Linked DNA regions of Homo sapiens: regions 1 and 2 are each linked to region 3. The links are chromatin contacts, found by Hi-C or POLR2A ChIA-PET in ENCODE. All regions are on one chromosome and are shown on one strand. Each heading gives the region's core, a stretch centred on a gene start or an enhancer-like site at or near the end of the contact. The rest is flanking DNA. Distances are from core to core; before and after follow the strand shown.

Region 1 (4,458 bases), core at 1,730-4,229, 490 kb after region 3:
CAGTACTCATGCCTGTAATCCCAGCACTTTGGGAGGCTGAGGTGGGCAGATCACTTGAGGTCAAGAGTTGAAGATCAGCCTGGCCAGCCTGGTGAAACCCTGTCTCTACTAAAAATATAGAAACTGGCCAGGCACGGTGGCTCACGCCTGTAATCTTAGCACTTTGGGAGGCCAAGGTGGGCAGACTGCCTGAACTCAGGAGTTCGAGACCAGCCTGGGCAATACAGTGAAACCCCATCTCTATTAAAATACAAAATTTAGCTGGGTGCACCTGTACTCCCAGCTACTCAGGAGGCTGAGGCAGGAGAACTGCTTGAACCCCAGGGGTGGAGGTTGCAGTGAGCTGAGATCGCGCCACTGCACTCCAGCCGGAGAGACAGAGTGAGACTCCATCTCGAAAAAAAAAAAAAAAAAATTAACTGGGTGTGGTGGTGTAATTCCAGCTACTCGAGAGGCTGAGGCAGGAGAATTGCTTGAGCCTAGGAGGAGGAGGTTGCAGTGAGCTGAGATCGCACGACTGCACTCCAGCCTGGGTGACAAGACTCTGTCTCAAAAATAATTAGCTGGACATGGTGGTATAAGTGTGTGTTTCCAGCTACTTGGGGGCAGATGGCAACCGGCAGTCCTGGGGTGGGAGCATCATTTGAGCCCAGGAAGTCAAAGCTACAGTGAGCCATCACCATGCCATTGCACTCCACCCTGGGCAACAAAGGGCAGCTCTGTCTCGAAAAATAAAAAATTTAAAAATAGAAATAAAATGCAGGAAGTAATTTTCTTAAATTCACAAAGTATCACTGCAACTCGTGGAGTTCATCGAATTTACTCTACATTTTAGCAAAGATTTAACAAACAAGAAGAGCTCAACAATTTAATACTACTCTATCGCTAAAGAGGTGCAAAAATCTTGGAAAAAAGAAATAGTATTTTAGAATGCTTTCCCTGTAAAAAATATAAATTGCCGAAGATATTTACAAAAAAATAGAAATATAGCTAAGTTGTAAGTCAAAACTAATAAAAAATATACTGAATCATTCCGTTCACTTCAAAGCAGAAGGCAAACCTGACCAGCCAAAATAGACAATCATCAAACTAAAAATCTAAAGAAAAAGGGTCCAAGCAACTATTTCAGAATTATTAAGGCACCTGGTGGCAGAAGCCTCTCCCAGTAATCAGTAAATTATAGTAGTCAGTGGGGTTTTGTAGAAAGATAGGTTTCCAGGAATAGATCAGAAAAGTCAGTTTTCAATCTTTTTTTTTTTTTGAGACAGGGACTCACTTTGTTGCCCAGGCTGGAATGCAATGACACAATCATGGCTCACTGCAGCCTCAATTTCCCGGGCTCAAGCAACACTTTCACCTTAGCCTCCTAAGAAGCTGGGACCACGGCACACACCAACACACCCAGCTAATTCTTGAAATTTTTTGTAGAGACAAGGTCTTGCCATATTGCCCAGGCTAGTCACAAAATCCTGGACCTCCCCAAGTGATGCTCTTGCCTCGCCTCCTACCACGTATGGCCCAGATACAATTTTTTGCCTATCTCAATTTATTAATAAGTGGTAGAGAAATTTTGTGCCAAGAGCCAGGTGTGGTGGCTCATGCCCGTAATACCAACACTTTGGGAGGCCAAGGCAGGCGGATCAGTTGAGCCCAGGAGTTCAAGACCAACCTGGCCAACATGGTGAAACCTCATCTCTATTAAATAAAGATACAAAAATTAGCTGGGCATGGTGGCATGTGCCTGTAGTTCCAGCTACTTGTGAGGCATGAGAATTGCTTGAACTGGGGAGGTCAAGGTTGCAGTAAGCCGAGATCGTGCCACTGCACTCCAGCCTGGGTGACAGGGCAAGACTTTATCTCAAAAAAAAAAAAAAAAAAAAAAAAAAATTGTGTCATGCACATCCTCAGAAAAAATAAGACATCTATAGTACAACAGACTAACTCATGTCTACAAATAAAATCAGGCCAGATAGGTCTTCTCTATTCCTTCACAGTATCAGATGGTTGAAAAAGATCTGAGAACCTTAACCACAGGCAATCTTCTCTATTTTTATGACAGGTAGTTATAAAGGAAAATATTGGTGCTTTGCATGAATATTTCCTAGACCACAAAGATCTATCTCTTGCAATGTATCTTTTTAAAGAATACTGTTAACCCTTGTGTGTGAATTTTCCATAAAAGAATGTCATTTACTCAAAATATAAGAACATAAATCTCAACAGCTATTGACTCCTGCCAATTTTTATCGTTTTAATCCCTTGTAAATCAGACAGAACAATACAATATAGGTTAGTTTGTACCACATCAACCAGAACTGGGATAGTCAGTGGAGTAGATAATGATCATCTGAAACTTTCTGTTGAAATACTGGGAGAGATGAACATGCAACATTATTATAATCTGCACTCAGATTTTTCCATCCTAGAAACAAAACTTATTATCAGAAAACTCTTTGAGTCACAATGTAATATAGATTCTTTTTTTTTGAGACGGAGTCTCCCTCTATTGCCCAGGTTGGAGTACAGTGGTGCAATCTTGGCTCACTGCAACCTCTGCCTCCTGGGTTCAAGTGATTCTGCTACCTCAGCCTCCCAAGTAGCTGGGACTACAGGCGTGTGCCACTACGCCCGGCTAGTTTTTTGTATTTTTAGTAGAGATGGGGTTTCACCATATTGGCCAGGCTGGACTCGAACTCCTGACCTCATGATCTGCCCACCTCAGCCTCCCAAAGTGCTGGGATTACAGACATGAGCCACCGCACCCCACCAACATAGATTTTTTAAATTATTCTAATTTTTAAGATGTTCAGCGAAAAAAAACTTGTAATTTCTCAACCACTGTCGGAATATTCTTTACAAATCTCAATTCCTCATTATTCAAAACAGATTTCTTCTTGGTTTGGCTTCACTAGAAGAACAAGAAAAATCAGGCTGAGCATGGTGACTCATGCCTGTAATCCCACTACTTTGGGAGCCAAGGCAGGAAGATTGCTTGAGCCCAGGAGTTCAAGACCAGCCTGAGCAACATAGTGAGACCTTATCTCTAAAAAAAATAAACAAAGTTAGCTGGGAGTGGTGGCATGCACTTCTGGTCCCAGCTACTATCGAGGCTGAAGCGAGAGGATCACTTGAGCCAGGGAAGGAGGCCAAGGTTGCAGTGAGCCATGATTGTGCCACTGCACTCCAGTCTAAGTGACAGAGCAAGATTCTGTTTCACAGAAAAAAAAAAAAAAAAAAAAAAGAGGCAGGGTGCAGTGGCTCATGTCTGTAATCCCAGCACTTTGGGAGGCCAAGCGGGCGGATCACCTGAAGTCAGGAGTTCAAGACCAGCCTAGCCAACATGGTGAAACCGCATCTCTACTAAAAGTACAAAAATTAGCTGGGCATGGTGGTGCACTCCCAAAATCCCAGCTACTTGGGAACCTGAGGAAGGAGAATCGCTTCAACCCAGGAGGCAGAGGTTGCAGTGAGCCAAGATCACCCCACTGCACTCCAGCCTGGGCGACAGAGCAAGACTCTGTCTCAAAAAAAAAAAAAGAAAAAGAAAAAAGAAAAATTAAGGTATTTTAATTGTGTCATCATCATTTCAAATAAATTCAGTCTATGGTTTTTTGTCTGTTTGGAGACAGGATCTTGCTGTGTCACCCAAGCTGGACTGTAGTGGTGCAATCATAGCTGACTGCAGCCTCGAGGCTCAAGTGATCTACCCACTACAACATTCCAAGCAGCTGAGACTACAGGTGCATACCACCACAGCTGCTTTTTTTTTTTTTAAGAGACAGGGGCCAGGCACAGTGGCTCATGCCTATAATCCCAGCACTTTAGGGGGCCGAGGCCGGGGATCATGAGGTCAGGAGATCAAGACCATCCTGGCAAACATTGTGAAACCCTGTCTCTACCAAAATACAAAAAAAATTAGCCAGGCGTGGTGGCACCCGCCTGTTAGTCCCAGCTACTCAGGAGGCTGAGGCAGGGGAATCACCTGAACCCGGGAGGTGGAGATTAGTGAGCTGAGATTGAGCCACTGCACTCCAGCCTGGCGACAGAGTGAGACTCTGTTTCCCAAAAAAAAAAAAAAAAAAAAAAGGGGGGGGATGCCTAAGCTCTGGTCTCAAACTCCCACCTGAAGCAATCCTCCAGCTTGGCCTCCTAAAGTGCTGGGATCACAGGCATCAGCCACCATGCCCAGCCAATCTGTGTTTCATATTTTTGTTTTCTCCAATGTTTACTTTATGAGCTCAAATAAAGTACTAATACAGATTAGGTACTCTCTTATCCACAATGCCTCAAACCAGAGTGTCTGAACTTTTTTTTTTTTTTTTTTTGAGACAGAGTCTCGCCCTGTCGCCCAGGCTGGACTGCAGTGGCGCGATCTCAGCTCACTGCAAGCTCCGCCTCCTGGGTTCACGCCATTCTCCTGCCTCAGCCTCCCGAGTAGCTGGGACCACAGGCACCCAC
Region 2 (4,392 bases), core at 1,363-3,862, 280 kb after region 3:
CCAAACCACGAGAAAATTAAACATGCTTTGTGTTTGACTTTGGAATGCCACGTATTTTTTCTTTTTACATTTGATCCCTATCTTTTCAATTGTTTTTTTCTTGACAAATAAAATGAGTACTTTCCCCAAGTATAGTAAAGAGAGGAGGCTGTTGGAAGAATCATACTGGAATTAAAATATGAAGGAGTTCTGCAAGATTAAAAGGATGTATTTGCTGCAATTTGTAAAACCCATACCTCTAAGAAAGGATTTCAGAAAAATCCTGACCCCTCTGGGGCTCCCCCTAGGCCTCCCCTTCCCCCACATTCCTGCCCCAGACCTCACCCCTTGGGTAAAATCTGGGTGCTGGAGGCAGCTGGGTGGTATACTTTTTTTCTGAAACGGAGTCTCACACTGTCACCCAGGCTGGAGAGCATTTGCAATCACAGCTCACTGCAAGCCTCAACTTCCTGGGCTCAGGTGATCCTCCTGCCTCAGCCTCCGGAGTAGCTGGGACTACAGGCACGTGTAATCACATCCAACTAATTTTTGTATTTTTTGTACAGAGTTTTGCCTTGTTGCCCAGGCTGTGCAATGACTTTTTAACTAACTCCTGCACAACACAATCAATAGTGCAGGTTGAGGGGTGAGGACATGAGGAGGCCCCATCCAGAGAACCCAGCCCTCAAATCCAGCTCTGCAGCAACTGCCATTCCCTGATCAACTCCCAGCCCAAGGTGAGGAAGGGCAGCAGCTCAGCCTGACAGCTCAGTATGGCCTCACCCTTCTCATCAGAAGATGAGAGGTGAAGATGCTTGTCTGGGAAACAGGGAGGGCAAGGATGTACTCCCTGGAAGAGAGGAACCTTCTTCCTCAGCAAGAAGGCGTGGCCATAGAAGGCTACCTCCCTCTGTTTATGGCAGATCTGGCCCAGCACCTTAAGGGAGTTCCTGCAGAGGACAGAGTTCAGCCTGTGTCCCCAAGTCAGCAGAGAGACTGCTGTTTGGCAACACAAAGCCCAGACACACAAATACAAAGACCACACAACTGAGGAACACCCTGGCGTAGACCTGCAGAGATAACACGGCCATGCACTCACTCACAGAGGGCCCCTCGGGCAACACACAGCCACGATGACACCCACTCCCTCCCCAGACCCTCTGACCTATGGAGACCACCCACGACTCCCAGAACACTTTCATTTTGTCTCCCCTGCAGCCCAGTGACTCAGGGAGCAGTGTCCCTCATTGCTCCAGGTGCACTCATCCATATAGCGATTTCGAATGCATGGTTGGGGGTCGCACTGCCTGGGGTCCCATCTTGACCCCACCACTTACTAGCTGCTACTCAACCTCTGGACTGCTACTCAGTCCAGAATGCTGGCAGAACTTCCACTATAGGGGTGTTCTAGGATTAAAGGAGAATGCATGCAAAACACCACAAACAGTTCCTGGCAGAGTATACCTGGCCCAGGCTATATGTTAGCTTTTATGATTAATGCACACAGGTGGACAGATGGGTCAGGATACACACTGCCCCCACTCACCCTTCCCCACGCACAGCACCAAGGAAAAGGCAGCAGAACAACGCAGCCCTCCCTAGGCTCCCATCTGGCCTTATTTCTTAGCTTCCTTCTCTGGGAACTCTCCCACTTTACACCCCAAGAAACCCACCCCCACCCCTCCATGGTCCACGCGCTCCAAAAGTCACAGAGCACAGTCCCTAAGCTGGCCCCAAGAATCTGTTCAAAGCAAACGTCTCCCCCGCCCCCAACCCAGACCCCAGCAAGAGGCCACCCTCCGGGCCACCCTTTCCTCCCCGGCTCTGGTTGGGACAGGTTGCTATGCCACCCTCCACTCCACCACACACACACACACCCGACCCCGCCAGAAGCAGGAGCAACCAAACCAAAATCGTCTGAAGGGGAGCGGGGAGGGGCTGGAGGAGGGGCAGGGCAGAGGACCCCCCCAAGGAATCCAGCCCAGGCCAGTCCGGAGGCGGAGGCTGCCAACTGGAAAGGCTTTGAGAAAGCTTGAGGGGGCTCAAGAAGGGGGGAAACGCGCGCGCGCGCTCTACGCAATACACCCTTTGCGGGAAAACTTTCTGAACAATTTCAGAGAACTTCTTTGACAAGTTCCCGGAGCCCCTCGGAGCCTGGAAAGCGCCAGTCTCTTGGATGGGCCATCTCGAGCCGCTGCCGTGTAACTGCCCCCTCCCGCCCGAGGGCCCCAGGGCCCGGCTGCCCTGAGCGTCTCGACTGTCCACAACTTCGGGATAGGAGAGCTCGTCCGGGCCCCTCTGGCCCCGCCGGCCGCGGGACCTCGGCGGGGCATCCACAGGGCAGGGTCCCGCCGCTGCTCCGTCCCCTCCCCACACCAGACCCACCTTGGGTGCTCGCGGCTCCGGGGGGCAAGAGGGCGAGGAGGAGCCCCCAGCGGCACAAGGCCGCCAGCTCCATGGTGCTCACTGCGGCTCCGGCCCCATGGCTCCGGCTGGACCCGGCTGGGAGGGCGCGGGGCGCGGGGTGCTGCGAGGGGTGGGGGCCGGGCGCGCGGCGCAGTAAAGGGCCCCGTGGGAAGGGGCGCGCGGCTGCCCGGGGGGCTCCCCTGGTTTCTCCGGTCCCAATGGAGGGGAATCTCAGCTTCACAACTTCATTCTTATACTTCCTCAAGCAGCCCTCCTCCTCCACCTCCTCCTTCTCCTGTGATTGGGAGCAAGCGCGCTCCCAGCTCGCCCCCTCCAACTGCATTCCAACAAGTCTGGGAGTGGCAACTCCCAGCTTCACTTTCTCCCTCTCTTCGCGCAGGCCTGGGTGCGTCCCTCCTAGCGCCGGGACGCCTGGGTTGCCTGCAGCCGTTCTCACACTTTTCCTCGGAGAATCCCTAAATGCAGAGGCTGGTGACTCTGCCCCCTCCCCCGGAGTCCGGGATAAATTCCCTAGGCTGCCACTCTTAACACCCTTTTAAGTCTCAGGTTTTATCTTAAACTTTCCTGGGGAGCTTGCATCCTACTCCATCCCAAGCCTATTTGTTTTAATATCAAATAATGGTTTTCCCACCACATCCTCTAGTAAAATTGATAGTCAAGGAGGGGGATGTGTTGTGTTTACCTTGTGGCTTCCAGGACCCCCGGGGCATATCTTCTGGAATCTTTGAAGTATCTGAAAAGCATGATCTTAAGAGGGTCTACAAATTTGGGAGGAGACAGTCACATCGAAAGGACTTTTTTTTTTTTTTAAACGAACTTTTGCTCTTGTTGCCCAGGCTGGAGAGCAATGGCGCGATCTCTGCTCACCACAACCTCTGCCTCCCTGGTTCAAGTGATTCTCCTGCCTCAGCCTCCCGAGCAGCTGGGATTACAGGCATGTGCCACCATGACCAGCTAATTTTTTGTATTTTTAGTAAAGACAGGGTTTCTCCACGTTGGTGAGGCTGGTCTTGAACTCCCAACCTCAGGTGATCCTCCCGCCTCAGCCTCCCAAAGTGCTGGAATTACAACCACGAGCAACTGCACCCAGCCCAAAAAGACTTCTATCTCAATTCTTCAAAATGCACCCTTCTTGCTTATTTAAGGAGGCACCCAGCACCCAATGCATTCAAGGTTTCTTCTTTGCCCCTTGCCTTCTATTAGCCTGCTTAATTCCACTTCTCAACCACATTCTATTTGGAGCCCCTGACCCTATTCCTTAGGCCTAGTGGTAGGGGTGGGGATGGAAGGAAGACTTTTTTTTTTTTTTTTAATTTCAACAAGATATTGCATGGGACATATTTATACTAACAAATTATTCATTGTTTATCTGAAATTCAAATTTAACTGGGCCTCCTTATTTTTATGTGCTAAATTTGGCAGTTCTAGTTGGAATGCCCCAGCCAAGAATGCAGCTATACTGGTCAAGAAGGGATCAAAGGCACCTATCAGGGACTGGAGAATGAAGGACACCAGCATCTCTTTCTCTCTTCCCTCCCCCCCATCTCCCACACCTCTTTACAGGTATACACTTGCATTTCTAAACTTGCTTCCATGTGCTGAGCACACTTAAAGCAGGCACCTCTTGTGGGACAGGTTGCTATGCCATCCTAGGGAGTTGAGAAACAGGGGCCTCTGGGACCAAGAGGACCTGGGTTCAAATCTTGAATCTGGCCAGTCGCGGTGGCTCACACCTGTAATTCCAGCACTTTGGGAGGCCGAGGCAGGCAGATCACGAGGTCAGGAGATCGAGACCATCCTGGCTAACACGGTGAAACCCTGTCTCTGCTAAAAATACAAAAAATTAGCCAGGTGTGGTGGCGGGTGCCTGTAGTCCCAGCTACTCAGGAGGCTGAGGCAGGAGAATGGCGTGAACCTGGGAGGCAGAGCTTGCAGTGAGCTGAGATTGCGCCTCTGCACTCCAGCCTGGGAGACAGAGTGAGACTC
Region 3 (4,433 bases), core at 268-2,767:
AATTACTTTACAAGAAGAAAATGAAGTGCCTGTAATAAACACACCCAGTAGGCAATGCTGAGTGGCACCTTTGACATTGCTGCCACTACTTTAGGTAAAAGGATCTCTATTAAATATCGATCCTGTTGCTCAACTTTACAGTAAGAGCTGATGTAGTCAACACCATCACATCCTCAAAAGCACCACCTAGGAGGATAACTTTGCTTATCTCAATGTTTTTGAGCTAGTTTCTCACGCATTTTAGTGAAAAGAAAACCTAGTAAGTAGTCTGGTCCCACTTGATCCAGAACCAGGAAAATGGCACCAGGATCACAGTGGGAAGCTCTCACTTTGCCCACTTCAAATGGAAACAGGACGCTGTAAGTGGGAAAAGTAAAACATGAACTTGGAGGAACAAGAGGACTACAGACACTCGAAACAGGAACCTCGGAGAAAAGAAATAGGAGACACCGGTATATAGGAGTTTAGGCCAAAGGTTGAGTATTACAAAACCAAACAAAGATGACACCCGAAAAGTTTTAAGTGTGTATGTACTTAAACCCTTTAGAAACAGAGGGGCAGTAAGGACCTGAAGGGAGGAGACAGCAAGGGGACTGTTGGGACACTTCAGTTAGAGAAGTAGGAAACAAGATACTAGGTCGAAATGGTTCATTCGGGGGAGTGTGCTAAAGGCAGCTAGGACAACAAAAATCTGCTGTACAGTTTTAAAACTCAGGAGTCAATATTCTAGGTCATCCTGGCCCTGTTTACACACAGACACAAACACTGGTTTCCAGCGGGAACAATCAGTCATATATTGGAGGCGCTAAAATCAGTCGGGTGGGATATAAACGGAATAGGTCAGAGGGGAGGACTTAAAAGAGGGAGTCCCCAGGCCCACTGGGACCTAGATATAGATGCAACCCCAGATATGGGGATGGAGGGGATGGGAGGGGAGTGGTTCCCAGCCTGGAGAGAAGGTTCAGTCATTGGGCCTGGAGTCGGGAGTGTCGGGGCAGTGGGAGCAGGTATCTGGGGGTGATCCCAAAGAACTGAGGGTGGTGGAGGCTGCTGTGGCTTCCCAGCAAGAAGCCAAATCACAGGGGTCGCTGTCACCCGCGATCGCGGCACGTTCCCGGCCTGGGCTGCCGTACCCTCCAAGGTGACTGTGTCCAGCTCTCGCTGGGAGTGCTCAGCCGCTGCCGCCGCCGTCTTGCCGTCTGCCTCCCCCGTCGACCCGCCACCCGTCGCTGCCTCCTCTTTCATCTCCACATCCTGGGGGGCCGGCGGCGGTGGGGGTTCTTGTTCTCCTCCGCCGGGCGGCGGTTTCGCCTTGTCCGCGCCGCGGCGCCGCGCCGAGCCCTCCTGCTTCATGGCACCCGGGGTCACGGCCTAGTCCGGGGACCGAGGCCGGGGCCTCGCGTTAACCCTCGCACCGGGGACCAGGAGCCGAGCCGGGCCTGCACACGAGCGCGAGATAGCGTCGGGCCGCACGATGACGGAGCAGCTGCAAACCCCTTCCCGGCGCTGGGCCTTCTGGGAAACGCCAGGCCCGGCAGGCCGATGGCCGAGTCAACAAAGGGGAAATAAATCCACAGCCGAGGTGCAGGATGAAGGAGGAGCTTCGAGGAAGGAGCGGGGAGGAGCCTTTATGGGTTCGTGGGGCTTTCTTTCGAGCGCTTAAGTGTGATGCTTTTATGTTCCTCTCGAGTGCATTTCTGTGGGCGTCCACGAGAGGTCCCCTCAGGCTCCAATCTGGGTTACAAAGGACTTTAAGAGCGCCTCAACCAGCGTGGAGTGGGTACAGCCTATCCGAGCGCGGGACGAGATGACGTCACGAGTTGCCGGGCGGGTTTTGCGCCCAAGTTCGCTCAATTTTCCCCGGTCGCGGCGGGGTCTCCTTCCAGATCCGCTGGGCTTGTGCTCAACGGCTGCCGGGCGCATCCGGCAGGAGGGAAGGAAAGAAGGCTGTGAAGGAGGGACGTGAAGCTAGGGCTGTTGGCCTTAAAATAAACCGAACTGGAGAGTAGGAAGAACCCTATGGGATCCGGACTTCCTTGGTTAGATTTGAGTTTAGTGCTGAACATAAGGCATACAATTTCTGCAGGCTGGGAGTGCCGATAGGTAGGAGCGTGCATTTGCGTAGAATCACTCCAGTTTAACAAAATATAGGGGTCCACCCTATGTACGGCCCACGGTTAGCAAATAGGGGGGTGAAAAACAGCTCAAGAATGTAGTATACGGGGGAGTCAGATGGTTAGATAAGCAGACACTGTGCTCTGGGCTGCGGTGGATTGGGAGTGTTGAGGAAAGAGGGTGGGAGCCCCTACTGGCAGACGCTTTAGGGAGCCCATTGAGAGGGCTTTTATACATCCAGACAGACATTGTGAAATGGGGAACAGAATAATGGTGTGCCTAAGGAGAGAATGATGGTTTACTTAGTGGTGTACCTAAGGGGAAGCAAATTGGACAAGAAACCCTACCCACTTATTTTTCAAAGGACTGCCCCACTGGTTCTGCAGGGAAGGTGAAACAAGGTGAAGGATATAGCTCCCAATTTCTTAGAACACACAACAAAAACTCTCTCCCTACCTTGAAACTTTTCTCTCTCCCATAAGTGGAAGTCCTGAGTTTTAGACCTTTCACGGACCCTACAAGACAATCTAGCCCTGTTGTAAGGACCTAGAAGGCAGGAAATATGTTTTGACCTCCTCCTTTGCATATATAAAGGGTATCCTGCATATCTTTTGCATCCTCTTTCATAGGATTGCAGGATGTTCCTTGCGTTAAACAGCCACTCGCTAACTGGAAAGATATGTGCTCTAGTTTTAGGGAACATGCCTTGACCAGTTCCTCCTCAACTGTCCTCTCACCCTCCAGGGCTGGGGGGTGGATAACAGGACTTTTGAATCATCATTGGAATAAACTCATTAGAACCTCTTCATAACACCATATCTGCAACTGAAGGTGGGCGAGAATGGTAAGGAAGAAAACAGATGAGTTATGTTCATCCTTAACAATCAAAGGAGTTACTCTTCTAGATAGTTAGGGTGTTAGCTCATCTCTCTATTAAGTTTACATCACAAGGAGAAAACAACCAAGTCAGCAGATAACAACCCAGTATATCCATGAGCAATAGAGTGAGGCTTTGGAAGGTGCTCAGGATCAGGGAGGCTGGCGGCATAACACAAAGCTTCTGGCAGTTGGTCATGAATTCTTGGTGGATGAGGGAACCAGGCTGGGCAGGGGGTGACTAAGACACTGGGGGAGAGTCTGACTCCACGGACCAAAATCCTTAGAGAAATTCTTCCACTCATAAAACTTTTTTTTTTTTTTAAACGGAATCTCGTTCTGTTGGCCAGGCTAGGGAGTACAGTGTCGTGATCTTGGCTCACTGCAACCTCCCCCTCTGGGGTTCAAGCGATTCTCCTGCCTCCTTCTCCTGAGTAGCTGGGACTACAGGTGCGAGCCACCATGTCCAGCTAATTTTTAATTTTTTTTTTTTTAATTTTTAGTAGAGACAGGGCTTCACTATGTTGATTAGGCTGGTCTTGAACTCCTGACCTCAGGTGATCCTCCTGCCTCGGCCTTGCAAAGTGCTGGGATTACAGACATGTACTGCACTCATAGAACTACTTTTTTAAAAATTATTTTTATTTTTTGAGACAGGATCTCGCTCCATCACCCAAGCTGGAGTGCAGTGGTGCTATCTTGGCTAACTGCAGCCTCAGCCTCCCAGGCTCAAGTGATCCTCTAACCTCAGCCTCCCGAGTAGCTGGGACCACAGACACATGCCACCATGCCTGGCTAATTTTTGGTATATTTTGTAGAGATAGGGTTTCGCCCTGTTGCCCAGGCTGGTCTTGAACTCCTGGATTCAAGCGATCTGCCCACATTAGCCTCCCAAAGTGCTGGGATTACAGGCGTGAGCTACGGTGTCCGGTCCTGATACTGCTTTAAAAGAGGTTGGTGAAAGATGTTCAAACCCAGCTTTTAGGCAGAGGAGGATGATATAAACCCAGCGGTTTGATGAGATTGTAATATCCATATTAGTAGTAATATGCCAAGCCTACCCACACTACTTCCTCCTACAAGAACCCTAAATTTCAGGGCAGAACAGAGAAAGGTGAAATAATATCACAATTTAGTTTTTAAAGTTTTGGGTTAGTCTTATTCTTGGGTCCCCCTTTTTTTTAAAGGCCCATCTGCATTTTCTGTTCAATAAATTTGAAATCTGTCTTATTTTTGTTTCGGGCTTCTACTATATATCTCTCGGTCTTTCCCTCAACCCAGAGCTAGGGGACTCCCAAATGCTCTTCTTTGAAGACAAACTGCTTTGATATCTTCTCACTTGAGACTCTAGATTCCATTAAAGAAAACTAATTGAACAGAAAAAAAAATCTGGATTCCACATTCTATACCCTCTGAGCATTTTCCAGTTTGCCTGAGGACAG

Evidence for each region. Hi-C counts contacts between places; a loop is a spot of excess contacts on that map. ChIA-PET counts read pairs that join two places held with the same protein, here RNA polymerase II (POLR2A). Pooled maps may share reads with other maps.
Region 1: a loop to region 3 is called in a pooled map, with 2.9 times the contacts of the local background. The contact joins the enhancer-like site here to the promoter of PSMD3 in region 3. A Hi-C loop is called at or near these places in 2 of 50 pooled maps. POLR2A ChIA-PET finds 5 or more read pairs at or near these places in 3 of 52 experiments (CD8-positive, alpha-beta memory T cell, K562 and endothelial cell of umbilical vein).
Region 2: a map of Calu3 shows a loop between it and region 3 (2.6-fold over the local background). The contact joins the promoter of ERBB2 here to the promoter of PSMD3 in region 3. A Hi-C loop is called at or near these places in 2 of 168 maps with a recorded cell type or tissue (Calu3 and sciatic nerve) and 4 of 50 pooled maps. POLR2A ChIA-PET finds 5 or more read pairs at or near these places in 4 of 52 experiments (HEK293, HepG2, MCF 10A and 1 more).

Annotation. Positions count from the first base shown.
Region 1 is chr17:39,485,037-39,489,494 of GRCh38, reverse strand. All of the region lies in intron 2 of CDK12 (cyclin dependent kinase 12), which reads right to left. Among named protein-coding and RNA genes, the nearest start is that of CDK12, 26 kb to the right of the region's middle. Within about 2 kb of position 2,979, at least 3 of the 41 ENCODE cell types and tissues checked have a DNase peak (open chromatin) inside an H3K27ac peak, as active enhancers do.
Region 2 is chr17:39,698,284-39,702,675 of GRCh38, reverse strand. It overlaps ERBB2 (erb-b2 receptor tyrosine kinase 2), which reads right to left and starts at 2,612. Exons shown (of 27, transcript NM_004448.4): 1 at 2,365-2,612. The coding sequence starts at 2,437. RefSeq lists enhancers at 629-1,128, 1,129-1,630.
Region 3 is chr17:39,977,891-39,982,323 of GRCh38, reverse strand. PSMD3 (proteasome 26S subunit, non-ATPase 3) reads right to left here and starts at 1,517. Exons shown (of 12, transcript NM_002809.4): 1 at 1,134-1,517. The coding sequence starts at 1,353. RefSeq lists a silencer at 1,177-1,226 and enhancers at 629-1,606, 1,407-1,686, 1,907-2,086, 2,508-3,707.